Regions from separate parts of the Homo sapiens genome. Here all the other regions are linked to region 4. Evidence: chromatin contacts called from ENCODE Hi-C or POLR2A ChIA-PET data. All regions are on one chromosome and are shown on one strand. Each heading gives the region's core, a stretch centred on a gene start or an enhancer-like site at or near the end of the contact. The rest is flanking DNA. Distances are from core to core; before and after follow the strand shown. Region 1 holds the start of ZNF497-AS1 (ZNF497 antisense RNA 1). Region 2 holds the start of LINC02560 (long intergenic non-protein coding RNA 2560). Region 3 holds the start of MYADM (myeloid associated differentiation marker). Region 4 holds the start of ZNF787 (zinc finger protein 787).

Region 1 (5,904 bases), core at 3,027-5,526, 2.2 Mb after region 4:
CAGCCGATCCTTCCCACAGCGAAGTCTCTACAGCGAGCAAAACCCATCCTCATTTGCCCTGAGCACCTTATCATCCTTGTGTAGTCTCCAGCCCCGCTGCCAAGGCAGGGCAGGGACAAGTGTGTAGATGGTGCCATACCTGGAGGTGGGGCCTGGAAGGGGCCCAGGGGAGCCTCTTGCTCCTCTCCCTCCTCTGTCCTGGGGACCAGCTCCTCTTGGGGCCTGGGGGCTGGCACCTGGGGACAGGAAGGCAGCAGGGCAGGGTGAGGTGTTCAGCCTAGCAGATCTGAGAAAACAAGGGGCATGCGGTGGCATGACCCACCCTTCTCTGCACCTTCAGTTCTCAGGACACAATGCGGAGCACACAGGTGTGGACTGGAGATCTCTGACTCTGCCGTCCAAGCCAAGACCACCAAACTCCCACCTGTCACCATCACTTTCCCACAGCCCCCAGGCCCTCTCAGCCACCAACCCACGACTGGCCCCAGTGCTGGCTCAGCTGGGGTCGTGAGCAGGGGAAGCACACCCAGCCCCCAGACCAGCCCCCACTCATCTGGAGTCCTGGCCCAGCTGACTCCTGCTGTAGCCGCTCTGCCAGGGCAGTGGCCTCCTCAGGGCTGCCTAGCCACTGCTCCTGCGTGTAGGCCTGGATCTCTGGGAGCAGTGTGCCCAATAACTGCTCCAGCACCAAGAGCTCCAGCATCTGCTCCTTGGAGCAGGCCTCAGGCATCAGCCACTGGCAACACAGCTCACGCAGCTGAGCCAGGGCCCCTCGGGGCCCTGCTGCCTTCTCATAGCAGAACCCCCAGAAGCACTGGCCAGGGCTCTTGGAGCTGGGCTCACCCACCATCAGTTCCAGTGGACTCGGGAAGACCTGGGGGGCCAGGGCTGATGCCTCACTCATCTGGGCAGCCATCCTGCCCCTTTCCTGGGAGGGGAGTGCAGCTGCATGGCCCAGGGTACTTTCTCTGCAGCTGGAAACACAAAGGTGAGCCTGTGAGCACAGCAAGGCCACGAAGGTCCCCTCCTTGGGACCACCTGAGACTGAGTAAAAATGGAAGAATGGGGGTATCGGCGTTTCTGGCCCCCAGTGTCAGCATCTTTGCCCACCTGTGTGTCCAGGTGCCTGAGGGACACACTGAGGTGCCATGGCTGCTTGTACCATCCCTTCCCCCCGCCTCCCCGCTTTTCTTGAGGGTCCCTGCCCTGCCCTGTCTCCTTGGCACCCTTCATCCCACACACAGAACAACTAAGACAGAGACTGTGAACAGGACACCCAGAGTCAGACCAGCAGATGGGTCCTGTTTGTCCCCTCCAGGAAGTGTTTTAAAAATTTAAGTTAGGCCAAGTGCGGTGGCTGACGGCTGTAGTCCTAGCACTTTGGGAGGCCGAGGTGGGTGGATCACGAGGTCAGCAATTCCAAGACCAGCCTGGCCAACATGGTGAAACCCCGTCTCTACTAAAAATACAAAAATTAGCCAGGCGTGGTGGCAGGCGCCTGTAATCCCAGCTACTCGGGAGGCTGAGGCAGAGAACTGCTTGAACCCGGGAGGTGGAGGTTGCAGTGAGCCGAGATCGCGCCACTGCACTCCAGCCTGGGTGACAAAGTGAGACTCTGTCTCAAAAAAAAAAAAAAGAGAATAAATACTGATACATACTACAAGATGGATGAATCTTGAAAATATTATGCTAAGTGTAAATGAAAAAATTCAGACACAAAAGACTTCATATTATGTTATTCCATTTATGTGAAATGTCCAGAACAGATAAGTCTGTAAGAGACAGAAAGTAGATCAGCGGTTGCCAGGATCTGCAGGGAAGAGAGAAATGGGAGATACAGCCGTGGGAGTGATGAAAATATTCTGGAATTAGTGGTGATGACTGTGCAACACTGAATATACCAAAAACCACTGAATTACACACTTTAAAAGGATGAATTGTATGGTATTTATGTTTTTTAAAAAAGTTACCACCCAATCCCAAAAGCTTAAAAACTGTATGACTCCATTTCTTTTTCTTTTTCTTTTTTTTTTTCTTTTGACAGGGTCTGGCTCTGTCATCCAGGCTAGGGTGCAGTGGTGCAATCTCATCTCCCAGGCTCAAGCCATCTTCCCACCTCAGCCTCCGAAGGAGCTGGGACATCAAGTGCGTGCCACCATACCCAGCTAATTTTTTTATTTTTTATTTTTCTATTTTTGAGACGGAGTTTCGCTCTTTCACCCAGGCTGGAATGAAGTGGCGCAATCTCGGCTCACTGCAACCTCTGCCCCCAGGATTCAAGCGATTCTCCTGCCTCAGCCTCCCCAGTAGCTGGGATTACAGATGCCTGCCATCAGGCCTGGCTTATTTTATTTTATTTTATTTTATTTTTTAGTAGAGATGGGGTTTCACCATGTTGGCCAGGCTGGTCCCGAACTCTTTTTTTTTTTTTTTTTTTTTTTTTTTTTTTTTGAGAAGAGTCTTGCTCTGTCGCCCAGGCTGGAGTCCAGTGGCGCTATCCTGGCTCACTGCAAGCTCTGCCTCCCGGGTTCATACCATTCTCCTGCCTCAGCCTCCCAAGTAGCTGGGACTACAGGCGCCTGCCACCATGCCCGGCTAATTTTTTTATATTTTTGGTAGAGCCGGGGTTTCACCGTGTTAGCCAGGATGGTCTCGATCTCCTGACCTCGTGATCCGCCCGCCTCAGCCTCCCAAAGTGCTGGGATTACAGGCGTGAGCCACGGCACCCGGCCGGTGGGCCGGTCCTGAACTCTTGACCTCAGATGGTCCACCCGCCTCGGCCTCCCAAAGTGCTAGTATTACAGGCGCGAGACACCTCGCCCAGCCTATGCAACATTCGTAAAATGACAAAATGGTAGAAATGAGAACAGATTACTAGTTGACAAAAAGAGGTTAACGGGGAGCAGAGGTAGGAGGGAAGGGTATGCGGCTCTGTAAGGGCAACACGGGGATCCTTCGTGATGGAAATATTCTGCATCTCAGTTGTGATATTGTACTCTAGTTTTTCTTTCTCTTCTCTTTTTTTGAGACAGAGTCTCGCTCTGTTGCCCAGGTTGGAGTGCAGTGGCGTGATGTGGGCTCACCGCGACCTCCGCCTCCTGGGTACAAGCGATTCTCCTGCCTGAGACTCCCGAGTAGCTGGGATTACAGGCACCAGCCTCCACACCCGCCTAATTTTTGTGTTTTCAGTACAGATGGGGTTTCACCATGTTGCTCAGGCTGGTCTTTAACTCCTGAGCTCAAGGGATCCACCCGCCTTGGCCTCCCAAAGTGCTGGGATTACAGACATGAGCCACCGCACCTGGCCTCTAGTTTTTCAAGATGCCACCTTTAGGGGAATTGGGTAAAGCGTACATAGGGTATGCATTACTTGTTACTGCATGTGAATTTATAATTACCTCAAATCAAAAGTTAAATTTTAAAAAAACGACATCTGATTTCAATAAAAATCCATATTTGTGTATTGAAGTATCAGAAATCCGGGTCCCCCAAGGGCCCATGTTTCTTAAGGCGGAGCCAGGCACCGCTGCCCCTCCATCCTGTGGTGTGCGACCCCGACCCGCCAGCCCCCAGCCGCATCTATCAGGGCTGCCGTCCTGAGTCCGTCCTCGTCGTGGGATAGCATGTGAGCCCCGTAAGGTCCTTCCTGTCGGCCTCACTGCTCCAGCCTCCCCGACGTCCTCACGTCCACGCTGCGTGCCCTTTCTGAGCCTCAACGCCTCCTCCTCACCTCGACATGATCAGAGCCACCTCCCGCGTCAGTCCCAGCGCCCACGCCCCCAACAACGGGCACTTGTCCGACCAGTCACGGGTACTTGTGTCTCCCCCACAACCCCCAAGGCCTAGGCTGGACAAACAAATACGGAGTGGATAAAGGGGAGGAAGCTGCGGCCAGGTGGCGCGAGGCCTGTGCGGGCAGCTCCGGAGGCTGGGAGGCGAGCCCAGCCTGGTGAGCTCCGAAACTACCCGGGGCTGGGGACTGATGAACGAATAAATGAATGTGGGAAGAAATGATGGCGCGGCAGGGCATGAGTGAATGAGTGAAAGAATAAACGAGCAGGAGGAACGATGCCACAGAACTGATCGCCATAAGGCTCGCGTTCACCGAGAGAACAGCAAACGGGAGCCATTTCCGTCCCGACCACGGTCGCCTCTGGCCCGTGCAGGGCCACTTCCGGGCCGCTCTGGACGGCGCGGAGGCCTATCTCTCGGTGGTCCCAGAGGGCCCAGCTCAGGGCCGAGGCCCGTCCTGCCCCGCGCGGCGGGAGTGGTTGGAGCCGGAGGGCGGATCTGTGCCTGGCCGAGGGTGTCCGTCGGCGTCACTCACCGTCCTCGGCCCGCCTCTGCGTCCACTAGGAGCGGCCTGAAAGAGGCCCGCACGCGGGCTCGAGCCGCGTGGAATGGTAGGAGGGCGGGCACCGGGTCTCCTGGGGGCGCGGTTGCATTCGGCAGAGCGGCCCAAGGCGTCGCGTTTCTCCCCACTGCGCCTGCGTAACTATGCCGCGGCTGCGGGCGCGCGCCTTCTGGTTCCCATGGGGACGGCGCCACAGCCAAGCTACTCGGGCGTCCTGCGTTGCCATGGATGCGCTCCGCCCCTTCCTGCACCCGGCCAGCCTCTGCGGCACACACCCAACAGCTACACAGGCGCCTGGGGCTGCCCGGGTCGCGGACGCAAGTCGGGCCAACGTAGCTTCTCCCTGGCGGTCCTCCTCCGGCCCCAGGCCGTCTTTACCACCCTGGAACCTTGCTGAGTTGACGCCACTGAGCTGCGTCTCACACCCACGCGCTGTGGAACACCCACCAAGCTGGAATCCACGCGGTTTTTAAAATAGAGTCGGGGGCCGGGCGCGGTGACTCACGCCTGTAATCCCAGCACTTTGGGAGGTCGAGGCGGGCGGATCACGAGGTCAGGAGATCGAGACCATCCTGGCTAACACGGAGAAACCCCGTCTCTACTAAAAATACAAAAAATTAGCCGGGCGTGGTGGCGGGCGCCTGTAGTCCCAGCTACTCGGGAGGCTGAGGCAGGAGAATCGCTTGAACCTGGGAGGCGGAGCTTGCAGTGAGCCGAGATCGCGACACTGCACTCCAGCCTGGGGCGACAGAACGAGACTCCGTCTCAAAAAAAAAAAAAAAAAATTGAGTCGGGATCTCAGAAGCTAAGCAGGGTCGGGCCTGGTTAGTACTTGGGAGACCGTCTGGGAACACCGAGTGCTGTTGGCTAAAATAAATAAATAAACCGGGCGCGGTGGCTCACGCCTGTAATCCCAGAACTTTGGGAGGCCGAGGCGGGCAGATCACGAGGTCAGGAGTTCGAGACCAGCCTGACCAACATGGTGAAACCCCGTCTCTACTGAAAATACAAAAATTAGGCTTGTTGGCGTGTGCCTATAATCCCAGCTACTCGGGAGGCTGAGGCAGGAGAATCGCTTGAACCGGGGAGGCAGAAGTTACAGTGAGCTGAGGTCGTGCCACTGCACACTCCAGCCTGGGTGACAGAGCAAGACTCCGTCTCAAAAAACAACATAGACCAGATGCTGTAAGCTAAAATAAATGAATAGCTAGAGACGGGGTCTCGCTATATGGCCCAGGCTGGTCTTGAACTTCTGGGCTCAAGTGATCCTCCCACCTTGGCCTCCCAAAGTGCTAGGATTACAGACCCGAGCCACTGCACCCGGCCTCCACGAGCTCTTTTTGTACCAATTTTTCCCAATTTGTACTAGGGAGCTCTCACCTCAGCCCAGGTGGTTTGGGCAGGTGTGGGTACATGGCCCAGGTCCACAGCACAGGGCAGTCCATCCCTCTGGCCCTGGCAGTGGTCACTTTGGACCTGTGAGCATCGTGGGACTTCTCTCTGAACTGTTAGGGCCTCTATCTGCTTTGAACCTGAGGCTGTGAGCATCT
Region 2 (5,927 bases), core at 1,238-3,737, 2.3 Mb after region 4:
AGTTTGTTTTCTACTGCCTGCAGGCTGGGCCTGGGTGGGCTCCAGCTGTCTACATGCTGGTCCCGGGTGTAGAGTTGCCATCCTGTACACCTGGTTGGGGCTGGGGCTCAGGCTTGAAGTAACAGGGTGTCCTGGCCAGGGCTGGGGAGGAACTTGAGCCTTAAAGACTGGCTCCCGCCCCAATCCTAAGTCCCAAACTGCTCTGGGAGCCTCCACTTCCCCCTGGGTCGTGGCTTCTAGGATCCTCCCAATATGCTGTGGTGCAGCTGTGCTTATCATGGCTCAGAGGCCAACATCACCCCAGGGGTCAGACAGAGGCAGACAATGGTGGGGGTGGGAGTCCTGGACCTCCTTGGTTAGCCAGAGGGATCCTAGTCCCTTTCCCTGGCCACCAGAGTCCCCATCACCCCCGATTAATATCTTGATGCCAGTTACTGCACTTCTTCCTCCAGGGCTCCATCTGTCCTGCCCAGCCTCCTTTCTTGTACCTCGAGGTGAACCCTGAGCCTTCCCAATAGACAGCAGCCTCCAGGGAAGGTGGCATATGGGCTCCTGTCCTCTTCCTCCCAGAAGTCTTCCTGGGTTAGTTATGGGGGTAGATGGCAGCTATTCTCTGTGCAGACTGAACCTGGGGCTTCTGTTTCCTCCCAGGCCCTGCACACCACCCCCCCAATCCTGCCTCACCTCACTCTGGGATGGAGTGCTGTGTTTTGGGAATGGGCACCCAGCATGTTCCAAAGCGAAACGTGACTTCTATGTGGCTGGAGGCTCCTGTTTGATTTGTTAACGTGTGTCCTCAGCACCAGCATACAGTAGGTGCCAAACAAGGGAGTGACAGAATTGCAGGTGACCCAGGCAGCCTGGGAATGCACCCTGGGCCCAGGACTGTCTAGAGCTAGCTCTGGTGTGAGCTGCTGCTTCCAGGTGGGAGCCAGAGGAGGAACACTAGGGAGTCCACAGTGTGTCTTCCCAGACCAGTTCTTGCCCACACCCACATGCCGATGTCACCCACAGGGGCTGGGACCAGTGTACTGGGTCACTGGGCAGCCACAGCCCAGCCTCATAGGGAAGAAACCTGGTCAGACAGCCGCAGAGTTGGTGGTCTATTCATTTTCTGTGGCTGCTGTGACAAAATACCCCCAACTTAATTATTTAGAACACGCGTTTATTTTTTTTAATTTATTTTTGAAACAGAGTCTCACTCTGTCGCCCGAGCTGGAGTGGAGTGGTATGATCTCGGCTTACTGCAACCTCCGCTTCCCGGGTTCAAGCGATTCTCCTGCCTTAGGCTCCCAAGTAGCTGGGATTACAGGCGCCCGCCACCATGCCTGGCTAATTTTTGTATTTTTAGTAGAGACGGGGTTTCACCATGTTGGCCAGGCTGATCTCAAACTCCCGGCCTCGTGATTTGCCTGCCTTGCCCTCCCAAAGTGCTGGGATTACAGGCCTGAGCCACCGCAGCCGGCCTTATTTCATTTATTTATTTATTTTTTTGAGACAGAGTCTCGCTCTGTAGCCCAGGCTAGAGTGCAGTGGCGCAACCTCGGTTCACTGCAACCTCTGCCTCCTAGGTTCAAATCATTCTCCTGCCTCAGTCTCCCAAGTAGCTGATATTACAGGCGCCCGCCACCACACCCGGCTTTTTGTATTTGTAATAGAGACGGGGTTTCACCATGTTGGCCAGGCTGGTCTTGAACTCTTGGTCTCAAGTAATCTACCCACCTCAGCCTCCCAAAGTGCTGGGATTACAGGCATGGGCCACCATGCCTGGCTAAACACACACTTCTTATCTTGCAGTTCTGCAGTCCAGAAGTCAACGATCAGTTTCACTGGGCTAAAGTTGAGTTGCCCATAGGGCTAGTTCTTTCTAGAGGCTCTAAGAGAGAATTCATTTCATTAGTTTTTCCAGCTTCTAGGGCTGCATTCCTTGGCTCCTGGCTCCTTCAAAGCCAGCAGTGCAGCATCTTCAGATCTCTCTGACCCTCCTACCTCCCTCTTTCACTTATAAGGACACTACAAGTACATAGCGCCCACCCGAATAATCCAAGATAGTCTCCCCATCTCATGATCATTAATTTAATCACACCTGCAAAGTCCATTTTGTGGTGTCAGGTAAAAGATTCACAAGTTCCAGGGATTCAGACCGGGATATCTTTGGAGGCCATTATTCTGCCTACCATAGGGTCTCAGAGATCCTCCTCATTGCTTCCCTCTCCCACCCAACCTAGGGGAGTGGGGGTGTGCAATGGTATTTCTGACCCAGACAGGCCAAGCAGGGGAGTCAGAAAGGGGCCCTTGCCTGGTGTTGCACAGAAGAGGGAGAGGATGTTCTGTGCCTGAGGGTAGACCAGGAAGGCTGCCTGGAGGAGGGAGCTGTATCCTAAAGGATGCTCAGGAGCTGGCATTGAGGCCAGTGGCATAGCCTGCACAAATACAGGAGGACCTGGGGAGGCCAGGGGTGGGGCTGGGGGTATTGGGTGGGGCTGGCCGCATTCTCCGTCTTAACCAGCTCGCTCCTAGGTGCTTTTGTGGCTTCTGCACTCTACCAGCTTGGAGCCAGGGGCCTCATTCTCTCTTGCAGTAAAATGAGGCTGATGACTGAGCCTAGGAGTTGCTGGGCATCTGGTCTGCTGATTACCACCTTGGTGCCCAATGTCTGCCTGCCTATCCACTGCTTTCAAACAAAGAGGCTGCCTGACACCACCCAGGGGGACGCCTCCCACCCTTGCCCAGCCTCAGCCAATCTCCTCTTTCTCTTCTTCAGAGCTGGAGTTGTGCCCTCCTATCCTCTCTCTGCCCACCCCATCACTGCTGTACACCCTGCCCCTTGGCACTTCGGCCCCGGACTTGCTCCTCCTGGCAGGCCTGGGTGCTTGTGAAGCCGGGTGCCAGAGGGCCCAGCACGGCACGGCCTTTGATTCTGTTTTCTGTAAATCGACGACAATAAATTCTCTTTTTCCTTCATCCACAAGTGTTTACTGAGCGCCTTCTGTGTACCAGGCCGCACCAGGGTGCGGAGCAAAGACCAACCTCAGGGAGCAGATGAGGTCCAGGCGGCTGAACCAACCGAACCATGGTTCTGGTAGCACTGCCTCCCCCGCCACCCTCAGGGGGCCCTGCTCCCCAAGCCCTTCCCAAATCCTGCCGTCCAGCTCTCCTCCCCACCTTGCAGGAGGGACGCCAGGGCCCGGTTTTCGGGTTCCGCCATTCTTTCCTCAATGAGGGTCGGAGAGGTCCCTGCCCACGCCAGACCCGTCCCCGGCCGTCGCGGCACCCTCTTGTGATCAGGCGGAGGGACCAAGGGCCAAGAGCGGGGCTTCGCCGGACGCTGGGAGCGTCACTGTCCAGACTGACAGATGGGGAAACTGAGGCTGACCAGCTGGGCAGGGCGTGCATACGAATCTGGGTCCTGGAAGCGTTCTGCAAGATCCCTTCTCACCTCAACCGCACGTGCTGGCATCCTTGGGTTTCCCTCCTTCCCCAGATCACAGCCGCACTTCTCTCCTCCGCCCTCATAGTCACGGCCCTGCCTTCTCCCTCCTCTTGCCCCGGGCGGGCCCCGCCCAGAATGCGGAGAGGCCTTCGAGGAAGCGCGGACCAATCGGAGGCCCTATGTAGGGCTGAAGAGGCGGGACTCTGGTCGCCATAACAACTCATCACGCCTGTGCTGCGCGCGCGCGTCGCCTTAGTGCCGCAGCCCTATTACGTGAGGTAGGGAAGGCGCGCCAGACTCGACGGCCAATCAGGGACCCGAGGGCGATGTTGCCATGACGACCACGTTGCGCTGGAGATTGCGACGGGGGCTGAAACCGCGGGGAACTCGGGGAGCGAGTGGTGAGAACAGTGAGCACCAGCACTCCGATGGCGCTGGCGAGAGGAAAGGCTGCGGCGCGCAGAGCGAGGCTGCGGGACCCCAGGATGGGGGACAGGAGGCTGCGGGGCCTCAGGTGAGCAGCAAGCGAGAGACCAGTCCCTTCGAGCGCCCTCACGCGTTTTGTCCCCACGCCACGCCGGGGACGAGTCTGTGGCACAGACTCGTCCCCGGCCCCGCGGGCTTAAGTTGTCTGGGGGCTGTCGCTTTGAGTACAGATCATATAGTTATGAATACATTTTAACGCAGATCCAAACACATAGTATAACGTGAGGATCCTATATAAAGTGAGACTCCTCAAAAAAAAAAAAAAAAAAAGATTTTTTTTTTTTTTTAGCCGGACGTGGTGGCGGGCGCCTGTAGTCCCAACCACTCGGGAGGCTGAGGCAGGAGAATCGCTTGAAGCCGGGAGGCGGAGGCTTCAGTGAGCCGAAATCGCGCCACTGCACTCCAGCCCGGGCGACAGAGCGAGAGACTCCGTTTGGGGGGGTAAAGTGTTTTTTTAAATGCAGTCAAATTCGAACGTAGGTTGATAGGATCACATAGTTGATCCACTCTAACCCCACACCCACTTGCAGACCTGGTTAGTGCTGAGGTCCTCTCATCCCAGGGAGTAGGCTAGAGTTCGCACTGGCTCCCCTGGGGCCCGGCTTGGCGTGGCAAAGCTGGGAGTCTCGCCCTAGGTTGGGGTTTCCTCTGCTCTGTAAGCCTCTGCAGAAGGAGCAGAGGGTGGTGGGAGAAGAAGTGCCCAAGAGGGGCCACAAGCTACCTGTGATCTGTGTCCCCCCACCAGGGGGATGGGTGCTTTCATTTTTATCGTTGTGGAAAATTTCACATTAAGTACTTCTCCAAAGAATCTCCCAGACATCTACTTGTTCTTTCAAAACATAACAGATTTTTTTAAAAAACAATTTACATACCATATAATTTGCCCATTTTGAGTGTACAATTCAAGGCTGGGCGCGGTGGCTCACGCCTGTAATCCCACCACTTTGGGAGGCTGAGGTGGGCGGATCACCTGAGGTCAGGAGTTCGAGACCAGCCTGACCAACATGGAGAAACCCCATCTGTACTAAAAATACAAAATTAGCTGGGCGTGGTGGCACATGCCTGTTATCCCAGCTCCTCGGGAGGCTGACAGGCAGGAGAATCGCTTGAACTCGGGAGGCGGAGGTTGCGGCGAGCCGAGATTGCACCATTGCACTCCAGCCTGGGCAACAAGAGCGAAACTGCGTCTCAAAAAAAAAAAAAAAAAAAAAAAAAGGCCGTAGGTCTGAATAGACCCCTCACCTAAGAAAAATAGATACATAGCTGGCAAATAGGCACATGAAAATATGCTCCACATCATATGCCATTAGGGAACTGCAAATTGAAACAATAATGAGATACTACTATACATCTATTAGAATGGCTACAATGCAAAACACTGATAGCACCATATGCTAGCAAGGTTGTGAGGCAATGGGAACTCTCGTTTACTGCTGATAGAAAGGCAAAATGGTATAGCCACTTTGGAAGACAGTTTGGCAGTTTCTTACAGAAAGTTAAATATAGTCTTACCATATGATACAGCAATCACACTCCTGGGTATTTGCACAAATGAGTTGAGAACTTATGTCCATGCGAAAACCACACAAATTATTATAGCAGCTTTATTCATAATTGCTCAAAACTTGAATCAACCCAGATGTCCTTCAATAGATAAATGGCTAATCTGTGTTACATCCACACAATGGAATATCATTCAGCAATAAAATTAACTGTGCTACCAAGTTATGAAAGGCATGGAGGAGTCTGAAATGCACATTGGTAAGTGACAGAAGCCAGACTGAAAAAGCTACATACTGTATGATTACAAGTTTATGACATTCTGGAAAAGGTAAAGCTATAGAGACAGTAAAGCAGTGACTGCCAGGGACTCAGTGGGAGGGAGGGAGGGAGGGAGGGAGGAATGAATAGTAGCACAAGTAATTTTTGGGGGCAGTAAAAGTATTTTGTACTATATTGTAATGGTGGATACATGAATTTATGCATTTGTGAAAACCCATATAATGTA
Region 3 (4,111 bases), core at 20-2,519, 2.3 Mb before region 4:
CCTTGGATCCCTTCCCCTCTTGCAGGATCCGTGAATCCAGAGCCCCAAGCCCCAGCCCCAGCCCCATCCTCATTAAAATTCTGAGTCCCTCCCTCCATCCAGGAGTCAGGAATGTAGGCCAAAAATATCGCTGCCTTCCAGACCCAGGCGGCTAGGCTTGCAACACCTGCTCGGAAAACCCGAGTCTGAGCTTTAATGGTTCTATTATGATGATCATGATGATTTATTTTTAATAGAGCAGAGTCTCCTTATGTTGCCCAGGCTGGTCTCGAACTCCTGGGCTCAAGGGATCCTCCCTCCTCAGCCTCCCGAAATGCTGGGATTACAGGCGTGAGCCACCGCGCCCAGGCCTGATTGTTCTTTTGAGCCAAGAATCTGGGCCTCAGCCTAGGCATCCTGTGGAGCCCAGGAATCCGGGCCCCCAACTGCTACCGCGCTAGCTCCCAGGAATTTTGCCCCCAACACACCCCACCCCTATCCACTGTGATATCTGAGACCTGCGTCCAGCCCGAGTCCCTTACCCTGCGGCGCCCGGTGCCAGTGGGTACTAGGGGAGCATTTTGCCGCCCCTTCAAGTCCTTAAATACAGGAATCTAGCCTCTGTTTCTTGGGGAGACCCATCAGTCAGGGATCGTAGCCCAGAACCACCTAAAGCCCAGGAATACTGCTCTCAATTCTGCTCTCCCTCAGGGCTCCAAGAGACAGAGATCCTAGCCCCCCCATTGAACTGAGGGGCCTGGTCCCCCAATCCGCTGCGACCCAGGTGTCTAAGGTTTCATCCGGCAAGGAAGGGGTGGGGGCGGAACAGACCAGGAAGGAGGGGGTAGGAAGGGAGCGGAAGAAAGGAGTGAGGTGAGACGGGGGCGGGGACCTGAGCTGGGGGGCTCTGCACTAAACAAACCCTAAACATGCGGGGTTTCTATGGTAACGGTCTTCCCTGGCCTACCCGGGAGACTCCTCTAGGGCTGTGTCGAGGAGGGCAGCCCCCAGGAGTCTCCACGCCGCCAGCTGTTGTGTCTTCCTGTTTTGTCACCACGGCAACCGTGACCTCAGCCCTCCACCCTGCTCACTGGGGTGGGGCGGGAGCTCCACGCTACTTTTACTCTGGGGGGCGTGGTCTGCTCTTGGCCCCGCCTCGGGGCGGGGCTGGGATAGCCCAGACTCGGGGAAGTCCCTGTCCACCGCCCTAGCCGGAGCTGCGCCCCGCCCCGGCCCCGCCCCCGTCCCGCCCGCGCTGGCTCCCCAGCCCTCCAACCCCACCCAGCCCTCAGACCCTTCCAGCTGCCGCTGTCGTCTTTGCTTCAGCCGCAGTCGCCACTGGCTGCCTGAGGTGAGGTTGTGGGGACCCCAGAGGGCATAAGCAACAGTCTAGGGTCTTTATGGCCAGAGAGAGGAATGGGCTGGGTCTCAGAATGTCTGGGTCCCTAGAAAGACTGGGGCTGGGCCAGGATTCTTGGGGTTCTGCAGAGGAGAGGGCTGAGGACCTGGACTGTGGAGGTCATACGTCTGGAAGAGTGGGGAAGGGGACCTGGACTCCGGGGTCTGAGGGAGGAGGGGCTGGGGGTCTGGACTCCCGGGTCCGAGGCAGGAGGGGCTGGGGGGTCTGGACTCCTGGGTCCGAGGGAGGAGGGGCTGAGGGCCTGGACTCCTGGGTCTGAGGGAGGAGGAGCTGGGCCTGGACTCCTGAGTCTGAGGGAGGAGGGGCTGGGTCTGCGGGAGTAGAGAGATGGGGACTCGTAGGTGCCCTAGTTGGAGGCTGGAATCTGGTACGTGGAGGTCCTTTAGGAGGGGAAGCGCTTAGGGTTAGGTGTCCTGGGTTTGGGAATGAGAATGGAAGGAATTCAGAATTACTGACCCCTCCCCATCCAGGGGACAGACAGAATCGGAACTTTGGGCTCCTGAAAGGCCGAGGGAGGGGGGTGTTAAGATCCAGCCCCGTGCTTCCGAAGTGCAGAAGGAGCTGGGAAAGGAGGAGAAGACAGGGCTGCGTCCCGCACCTCTGGGTGCCGAGAGCCGAAGCTGGGGTTCCGGGGCCCGATTCTCAGCGTGAGCGATGGGTGTGGCGTCTGGAGTGGACGAGGGAGGACACTGAGGGGCTGGGTGTGGCCCGGAGAGTCGGGTGCGCTGCGAGGAATCCCGGAGGGGTGTTTCCTCACCCTCCAGGGTCTGGCTGCGCATTCCTGAGCTCTGATCTCGGGCGATGGCTGGAGGCCCTAAGGGCGGGGTGGACCCCTCCCCTCCCCTCCCCTCGGCGCGCCCCCCTCCCCTGCGCGCCCCCCTCCGCGGCTAGCCCACCTTCCGCGGGGGACAGAATGAGTGACGCCCTCGCTCGTCCTCCTCCCCTGCTTGGGACGGGGCAGTAGCCCGCCTTCTAGAGCACGGGACGCTGGGCCAGTCCCGATTTCCTTCTCCTTCGAGGGTCCTGGAGGGGCGTGGGGGCAGGCAGTGTCTGGCTCCGGGTGGAGCCTCCCAGGTGCTCCCGCAAGCCCCGAATGGCGATTAGGGAGGCCGTGGGAGGCGTAGCTGGGCCTCGGGCCTGACGCCAGCACCGCGTGCAGTTTCCGGCCTGGAGCCTGAGCCCCTCAGAGGCCCGGGTCCCTGCCCACTCCGGTCTTAGAGATGCTCTTGGGGGGGCTCTCAGCCCATGTTTATAGGGATCCAGAAATGCAGGCCTCCAACCCTGAGAGTCGGGGTCCCCACCCCCCGGAAATCCGGGAGAGGGCGGGCAGCCCCGGAGGCGGGCGGGGGTCCGGGCACCGCCTCCTGGTCCCTGACACATTCCAGATGCCTGGGCCGACTCGAAGCCCTTATAAGGCGCGGAGACACCGGCTCTGGCTGGGCCGCCCGCCTCCACAGCCGCCGCCCAGGGTTCTCCCGCCACTGCCGCCCGCACCCCCGCCCCCGCGGGGTTAAGATCACACACGCGCCCACGCCGGCCCGCGGGGCGTGCACTTTCGCTGGGTTCCGTCCGCCGCAGCCCAAACAGTTAACTGAACGGGGAGGGGAGGGGGCGGGGCTTACCCGGGGTCACCGCCAGGGCCCTGCTGGGTTCCACGCCACGTTCCTGTCTCCGCAGGGCGTTCGATCCCTAGAGGGAGGAGCCTGTCCAAACGGACGCTAACGGCCTACCTCCCCCTCAGGTGCTCTTACAGCCTGTTCCAAGTGTGGCTTAATCCGTCTCCACCACCAGATCTTTCTCCGTGGATTCCTCTGCTAAGACCGCTGGTGAGTAGGCAGCGGGCCTGGACTCCGGGGTCCGAGGGAGGAGGGGCTGGGGGCCTGGACTCCGGGGTCCGAGGGAGGAGGGGCTGGGGGCCTGGGCTCCTCGGTCCGAGGGAGGAGGGGCTGGGGGCCTGGGGGCCTGGGCTCCTGGGTCCGAGGGAGGAGGGGCTGGGGGCCTGGGCTCCTGGGTCCGAGGGAGGAGGGGCTGGGGGTCTGGACTCCGGGGTCCGAGGGAGGAGGGGCTGGGGTCTGGACTCCTGGGTCCGAGGAAGGAGGGGCTGGGGTCTGGACTCCTGGGTCCGAGGAAGGAGGGGCTGGGGGCCTGGGCTCCTGGGTCCGAGGGAGGAGGGGCTGGGGTCTGGACTCCTGGGTCCGAGGGAGGAGGGGCTGGGGTCTGGACTCCTGGGTCCGAGGGAGGAGGGGCTGGGGGCCTGGACTCCGGGGTCCGAGGGAGGAGGGGCTGGGGGCCTGGACTCCGGGGTCCGAGGGAGGAGGGGCTGGGGTCTGGACTCCTGGGTCCGAGGGAGGAGGGGCTGGGGGCCTGGGCTCCTGGGTCTGAGGGAGGAGGGGCTGGGGGCCTGGGCTCCTGGGTCTGAGGGAGGAGGGGCTGGGGTCTGGACTCGTGGGTCTGAAGGAGGAAGGATTAGGTCCTGGGCTCCTAGATCCTGGGAGAAGGACCAGGAAGCTTGGGCTCCAAGGAATAGGGTCCCAGACACTGAGGTATCTGAGGAAGAAGCGAGTCCAGGCCCTGGCTCCTTTGTCTCAGGGAGCTGCTGTCCTGCGACTGCCACGAAGAGGTTAAGGCCTGTGCTACTGCCCTGCAAAGTGCCTGAAGCTGAAAGGAGGAAGTTACTTTCCTGTGGCTAGGAGAGGCCTTGGGTTTAGTCCT
Region 4 (6,546 bases), core at 2,566-5,065:
GTACAATCTCACACAGCCACAGCGAGGCTTCCACTAGCGGAGTGGCTGGAGCAATGTCACAGAGCCACAACGTAGGAGGCTGGAGCCACACCTGAGTCGGCCAGCTGCCAAAGACAGCTTGCTTCCTTCTAACTCTTGGACAACGGCATTTGTCCCCTTTAACGTCCACCATTGAGGATGGTCCTGTGTCCCGCAGGGGGATCTGTGTCTTACTCCGTGTCTTATTCACCTCTGCGACACCTACTATAGGTCCCCATCAGTCCCACAGTGCATCCAGCAGACTGTGCACTTGAGGGCGGGGCTATTTCCAGCAAAGACCCTGCACACAGCAGCCTCAGGAATCCATGGCTCTGACTGGCTGGACCCTGGGCTGAGGCAAGGACCACTTCTGATGCATCTCTGGGTCCCAACACTATCCACTGCAAGGCCTCGAAACAGGGGGGCCAGATGGGACCCCCATTTAGCACAAGAGAGACGTCCACACTCTGTGAGCCCAAAGGGAGAAGGCTCAGGCCACGGCAGAGACGGAACCAGGAAAACGTCACGAAAAACAGCCTCAAGTTGCCAGGTCCCTTGCAGGAACAGACAGGCCTGGGGCCGCCCCACCTGGGCTCAGAGCTTGGGCTGGTTTCTCTGCAGCTGTAAGGTGACAGCTCTGGGCTCCTGGGACAGGGCCACTGACACTGGAGGTGTGACTGCTCGAACTCCACACCTGCCTTGCTCTCCCTGATGCTGGGTGAGTGAGGCCTCCTTGGGGGTTGCATGGATCTCAGCACTCAACTTCCGAGCCACTTGTGCTTCTCCCACTATGCTGGGGTTCCCCTGAACCAGCCAGCAGCCCTGCGTGTAGGAGTCCTCGTGGACAGTACACCCCACTAGGCAGGGAGTCCAGCGTCTCCAAGCCAATGACTAACACCTAGAGGACTTCGGAACAGCCTTTGTCCCCCTAGACCCCAACCTGGGGGCGGAAGGGGGCGGTTGTGATGGTCAAGGGTCTGGGCTCTGGAATCGCAGTAGACACAGGTTCTGAAGCTGCTGGGGGCCTTGGGCTAACAAGTGCCATCCAGAGCCTCCATCCCATACCCCTAAAATGGAGGTGACCACCTCCATCCCAGAGCCTTGAGAATTTAGGACAGTGAGGACCAGGCACTGGGCCAGGTTCCTGCAAAGTGTGCACCAGCAAGTGTTGTCGAATCTGCAGTTTCTCACACCACAGAGGCCCCAGCACCTGGCACAGTCCTCACTAGGCTGGAGGCCTCAGGATGCACCAGAGGACACACGAACGAGGTTTGGAAAGGCCTGTGAAACATGTCTGAGGATGGGTGTCCTGAGAGCTGTGTATGCCTAGTAACAAAAGACCTCCCAGGGCAGCCAGGCAGTTGCTGGTGGCCTTGAGCTGTGACCCCTGCCATTCCCTGCCCAGAGCCCACTGTCATCCTCCCTTAAGTACCAGGTTCCTGGTAGCCAATCCTTCCTCTCTATCTTTCAAGACACAATACCTCCCCTGCACCACACACCCCTCCCTCAAGGTCAGAGCTCCCGGGAGCACTCTGGCAAATCTCCCCACCCCTCTGCCCAGTGTGAATGGGTCTCAGCTGCTCTGGGACAGGGACTGTATGATTCCTGCCAGGCTGCCCAGCACGGAGCACCACTCTACCTTGTGCTTGCACAGAAGGGCCTTGAGATCCCTCTCTTCACCCAGGCTGGGCCAGGCACCTCATCTGGGCCCTCACAGGACAGTGCTGTGCCAAGACCATGTGTGACCTCATGCCCAGCACAGGGCCTGGCCTGTGCAGCCGCCTGGATGGATTACATTTACTCAGGGAATTGTGAACTTGCTCTCGTTTTTAGACAACTGAAGGGAAATTGAACCTGGGAAAAGGGAAGTGACATGTCCAAGGTCACAGAAGTGGAAGAGACAGTGCCAAGGCCAAGGCCCAGGAAAGGGCCTGGCTCCAGAGCCCTTTCCATTTACTTTACACCCATCTGTTGAGGTCTGCTCTGGCTCTAAAATGAAAGCATTAAGAGCCTTCCCGCTGAGGTCAATACTATTATTACCACTCCCACTCTGTCCTGGTGGAAAGTAAGGCACTGAAGTTACTCGTCTAAGGCCACGAAGGTGAGTGGTGGGGCTGGGACTTGAACCCAGGCCTGCCCAGTCCCAGAGCTCTTGGGGAATACAACCCAGTGCCTGCACACACTCTGGCAGTGCACCAGGGAGGGGCCAGGCCGGGTGCCCGGATGGATGGATAAGACATGAGATAAGCAAGCAGGAATCTGATCTGGATGTTCTCTGAGGCCGTGCGTGGCCGGAGGACCACAGGGACTGCGCAGAGGCAGGCAGGTGAATGTCAGCAGCGTTTAGCCAAAGAGGCTTACGGTCTTCAGAGGAGCTAAGCCAGGATCAACGCAACTGTGCTTCCCGGCGCTGGGGTCAATCGGATCCCCAGATGGGTTCTAAGCACTGCGCAACATGGGACCTGGGAGCAGGACACCGCAAAGAGCAGACCAAGCCATTCCTTCCCTAAAGCCCTGACCATCCCCCGGACTGGGCTGGGTCAAAATGCCTTCCCTGGCTCCCACAGCCCCCAGACCTCTCCATCAGGGGTCTGGTCACCTTGGATGGCGACTCTGTCGCCCGGGTCTCAGTCTCTGCCTTCCACCCAGACTCCAAGCCCTTGTTCATCTCCCTGCTCCCTGTCTCTAGTGCCCGGCACAGGGCCTGGCACTGGAAAAACTTCTGCCTCCACTCACTCCTGCCTTCTGTGTCTGTGGGTCACTTTTCTGTGCGACTCTGCAGGTCCCAGAGCACTCATCCACATGAATTGGGGTCAGCTCCCTGGACTGGGGGTCGGGGTGGGGTGTCAGGAGGGCGGGGCTCCACTCTGATCCACTCGGCACAGGGGAGGGAGGCCTCAGGAGTCGCCACCCGATCCAGTCCCCGCCTTCGCCCTGCCCCGTGGGCCACGCGGTGGCTGACCTTGGCCCAGTCACTTCCCCCGCTGGGGACGCGCTTCCTCCCCGCCTGCCGAGCAAGGACGAATGAATGGGCCTCCTGCCGGCCAGAATCCCCGTAATTACCCGCCTGATCAAAGGCCACGCGCAGCCCGCCCGGGGCAGCAACGGGACCCGGGCTGACTCGAAAAGGGGAAGGAAGGGCTGGGGGGGCCGAGGGCTGAGACCGTGCCCTCGGGGCCGCGGTATCCGGCCAGGCCAGCCCAACCGCGCGGCCCCTTCCCCCACCTGGGCCTCAACTTCCCCCCGAAGTCGCCACCACTTCCGGCCACGACCGGCGGAGTTGGAACTTCGGGGGGACGGACAGCGGCCCCACCCCCGACGGCCCGCAGCAGAGGGACCCCCACCGAGGCCCCCGCTCCTGCCCCCGCCACGCGCACGCGCGCGCCCTGGACCCGGACCCGCGCACGCGCACCCCCCCTCCAGCCCCGCTCGCCGCCCGCGGGCCGCCCGGGCGCGCGTCCCCTCCCACAGCTCTTCGGCGCGCACGCGCACTCCCCCCGCCCGCGTCACCCCGGCCGCGCGCCCACTCACGCCCCCCCAGCAGCGCGCACGCGCGCCCGCCGCCCAGTCGCGCTCGCCCTCCAGTCTCCCCACCCACCCCCAGCCCAAGCCCAGCTTCCCGAAGCGCGCGCCCACCTGGCCCCCAGCGCACGGCCCCCGCCCCCACCCCTCACCTCCTTGGTCCCGGGGCCGCCGCGCCGCACTCCTCCTCCTCTCTCCTGCCTCGCGGATGGTGGCAGCGGCGGCAGCGGCGACTCAGACCCTGGGGTCAGGGGGACGGGCGCCCAGGCCGGAAGTGACCTTCCCGGCCGCTTCCGCCCGCGCCGCTCCCCCCCTTCTCCCTACTCCCTGCCCCCCGGGCCGCCACCCTGTCCTCGCCGCTCTAGGAAGGCGAGCCCGCTATCCCGGCCACCGCCCCCAGCTCTGTGGTGCCCGGCGGGCGCCTGAGGGAGCCACTTCCGGAAGTGTCTAGGACGCAGGTCCTCCGTCCATGCTCTATGGCGCCCCGCGCCGAGGGGCTTCGGCCCCGCCCCCTTCCCGGACAGGAGGTGCGGGCTGGGCCCGTTAGGCGGAGACTTCCGGGTGTCTAGGGCGGTGCCCCCCCGACAACCCGGGCTCCTCGCGCCTGCGCGGCCGGGTCCCCGGGCCCGCCGTGAGGAGAGTGAAGTGGTGGAGAGGGACGCTCGTGCCACCCCGGGTCCTCCTACCGTCTCTATCATGGTAACCCCTTCTCTGCCGCTGCACCTCCCAGTGGCCCGAGTCCAGGTGCCTTAGTTACTGGACAGAGACCCCGGGTTCCTTAGTTACTGGACAGAGAGTGCTGCGCTTCAGGTGCCATGGCCTCAGTTTCCTCCTTTCTGAAGTGATGAAAATACATTGTGCGCCTCCAAGTGCTTCACACGCACTAGGTCCTAGTCCTAACTAGGGCCTCATGGTAGGTCCTATCCCTATGTTGCAGGTGAGGAGTCAAATCACCTACCAAAAGTCACACACCCGGAATGCCAGAGCCTCGGCCCGAACCCATGGAGTTTGGCTCTAAATTCGTGTATTTAACCCTTGACTGTACACACTGCCTCGTGTCATAGCCCTGAGAATCCACTACTTCCCCCGCGTTAGGTAGGCACCTAGTAAGGACGCACTGGGTGTTAGCTGTTACTGTTGGTATTCTTGCAAAAAACACATATTTTAAAATAATTGTCCAAACCATAGTGTCCTTGTAGGCTGGTCCTTCTGGTCCTTCCTCTGTTCTGTACTTGGCTGACTCTCACCTAAGTGGCAGATGACTTATCGCTTATAATTGTTATCATCCTCACTGGTAGTCAGAAAAGATAAGAAGCTATAATTCACTGGTGGAATAACACCTTTCTCAGCCTCAATTTCTCATCTGTGGAATGGGAAAAAATAAGATAACCTGCAAGGTAATATGTGTAAGAGCTGCTTAGTTCAATACCTGGCCCATAGTAAGTTCACAAAAATGATGGTGGTTATTATTACCTATTAGCAGTGTTACATATAAGTCTATTGTTGTGGCCACTGTATACCCTCAAAGCTCAGTGAGCATCAATCATAAGATGTATATTATTGATTTAATAACATCTTTCCATGGGGTGGGGTGAACAGTGCTGTGTTAACTGTGTGTGTCAATAGGAGGATATCTGTGTCCCTCCTTCAGAAATATCACAAAGGTAAATTTTTAAATATATCTTAGAACAGAAGGAAGTGTGGCCGGGTGCAGTGGCTGACACCTGTAAATCTCAACACTTTGGGAGGCAGAGGCAGACGTCAGGAGGTCAGGAATTCGAGACTACCCTGGCCAACATAGTGAAACCCCATATCTATTAAAAATACAAAAATTAGCTGGGCGTGGTGGCGGACACCTGTAATCCCAGCTACTCGGGAGGCTGAGGCAGGAGAATGGCTTGAACCTGGGAGGCAGAGGTTGCAGTGAGCTGAGATCGCACCACTGCACTCTTGCCTGGGCGATGGAATGGGACTCCGTCTCAAAAAAAAAAAAAAAAAAAAGAGAGTGAAGTGCTATCATAACAGCAATAGAAACAAATTATTAGGGTACAAACTCTACACGAGGAAACCTGTTTATAAGAAAAGTCATGTGCTTGTGCTCCTCTGAATCAGATCATTCAGTGGGTGTCCTGCAGTGACCTGGTTGTTGGGAGGGACAGCCTCCTCCCTCTCCAGCCCATTCCCCTTCTTCGCTGGTCAAATTGACAACGGCAAGATCGAGAACAGCTCATTGGCACACCAGATGGAAGCCAACACTGAGGATGGAGGAGAAACAAGACACAGGGAGCCAGCTAGACACTGGATGGCTTCGTGAAAGAGGCTCCGTGCCAGCTGAGATTTTATGTGAGAGAAATCACTTTCTAACTCACTGAAACCATTGGTAATTCTGAGTCTCTCCCTTAAGGCAACCCAACCAATACCAGGATGTTTCCCAAACATGGGATGGGTTGCAGCCGACATGGCTTAATTGACAATTAACATCTGTTCTTCCCTTCCGCAGTACAAAATCACTCTTGGGATGCTGCTTCCCATCGATGGATTCTGTTTTCCACTCCTCTTGGCATCTAAGTGTGGCCTTGTGATTGGTTCTCACCAATGGGATGGGATGGAAGCGATACAGGCCTCTTCCGAGCCAATGCTCTTAAGAAACATGTATGTTGGCCAGGCACGGTGGCTCACGCCTATAATCACAGCACTTTGGGAGGCCGAGACGGGAGGATCAGCTGAGTCCAGGAGTTCGAGACCAGCCTGGCCAACATGGCGAAACTCCATCTCTACTAAAAGTACAAAAATTAGCCAGGCGTGGTGGGCGCTTATAATCCCAGCTACTCCGGAGGCTGAGGCAGGAGAATTGCTTGAACCTAGGAGGCAAAGGTTGCAGTGAGCCGAGATCCCACCACTGCACTTCAGTATGGGCAAAAGAGTGAGACTCCATCTCAAAAAAAAAAAAGAAACATCTGCCTGCTTCCTGCTCTTTCAAGGCCCTAAAGAAAGAGGGGAGCCCCA

What was found. A loop is a pair of places that touch in the nucleus more often than their neighbours do. ChIA-PET counts read pairs that join two places held with the same protein, here RNA polymerase II (POLR2A). Pooled maps may share reads with other maps.
Region 1: a loop to region 4 is called in a map with no recorded cell type, with 11 times the contacts of the local background. The contact joins the promoter of ZNF497-AS1 here to the promoter of ZNF787 in region 4. A Hi-C loop is called at or near these places in 3 of 37 single-sample maps with no recorded cell type and 7 of 50 pooled maps.
Region 2: a loop to region 4 is called in a pooled map, with 10 times the contacts of the local background. The contact joins the promoter of LINC02560 here to the promoter of ZNF787 in region 4. A Hi-C loop is called at or near these places in 1 of 37 single-sample maps with no recorded cell type and 5 of 50 pooled maps. POLR2A ChIA-PET finds 5 or more read pairs at or near these places in 1 of 52 experiments (Caco-2).
Region 3: a loop to region 4 is called in a map of CD8-positive, alpha-beta T cell, with 8 times the contacts of the local background. The contact joins the promoter of MYADM here to the promoter of ZNF787 in region 4. A Hi-C loop is called at or near these places in 2 of 168 maps with a recorded cell type or tissue (CD4-positive, alpha-beta T cell and CD8-positive, alpha-beta T cell), 5 of 37 single-sample maps with no recorded cell type and 15 of 50 pooled maps. POLR2A ChIA-PET finds 5 or more read pairs at or near these places in 1 of 52 experiments (B cell).

What each region holds. Positions count from the first base shown.
Region 1 is chr19:58,358,350-58,364,253 of GRCh38, forward strand. ZNF497-AS1 (ZNF497 antisense RNA 1) reads left to right here and starts at 4,277. Exons shown (of 3, transcript NR_136527.1): 1 at 4,277-4,403. It overlaps ZNF497 (zinc finger protein 497), which reads right to left and starts at 4,402. Exons shown (of 3, transcript NM_198458.3): 1 at 4,328-4,402; 2 at 140-236. It also overlaps the pseudogene LOC100419840 and the pseudogene RNA5SP473. RefSeq lists enhancers at 3,689-4,237, 3,967-4,096.
Region 2 is chr19:58,397,716-58,403,642 of GRCh38, forward strand. LINC02560 (long intergenic non-protein coding RNA 2560) reads left to right here and starts at 2,488. Exons shown (of 1, transcript NR_149054.1): 1 at 2,488-2,964. It overlaps ZNF584-DT (ZNF584 divergent transcript), which reads right to left. Exons shown (of 1, transcript NR_186337.1): 1 at 5,489-5,927. It also overlaps a transcript of ZNF584 not described here. RefSeq lists enhancers at 3,495-3,944, 3,955-4,084.
Region 3 is chr19:53,866,614-53,870,724 of GRCh38, forward strand. MYADM (myeloid associated differentiation marker) reads left to right here and starts at 1,270. Exons shown (of 3, transcript NM_138373.5): 1 at 1,270-1,330; 2 at 3,141-3,225. MYADM-AS1 (MYADM antisense RNA 1) reads right to left here and starts at 2,494. Exons shown (of 3, transcript NR_184033.1): 1 at 2,296-2,494. RefSeq lists enhancers at 75-1,050, 2,160-3,073, 3,074-3,987 and a silencer at 2,826-2,885.
Region 4 is chr19:56,117,480-56,124,025 of GRCh38, forward strand. ZNF787 (zinc finger protein 787) reads right to left here and starts at 3,816. Exons shown (of 3, transcript NM_001002836.4): 1 at 3,693-3,816. LOC124904772 (a long non-coding RNA gene) reads left to right here and starts at 4,131. Exons shown (of 2, transcript XR_007067348.1): 1 at 4,131-4,453; 2 at 6,041-6,546. RefSeq lists enhancers at 1-716, 456-625, 2,861-3,155, 3,583-4,298 and silencers at 2,903-2,952, 3,033-3,352, 3,643-3,722, 3,733-3,852, 3,943-4,312.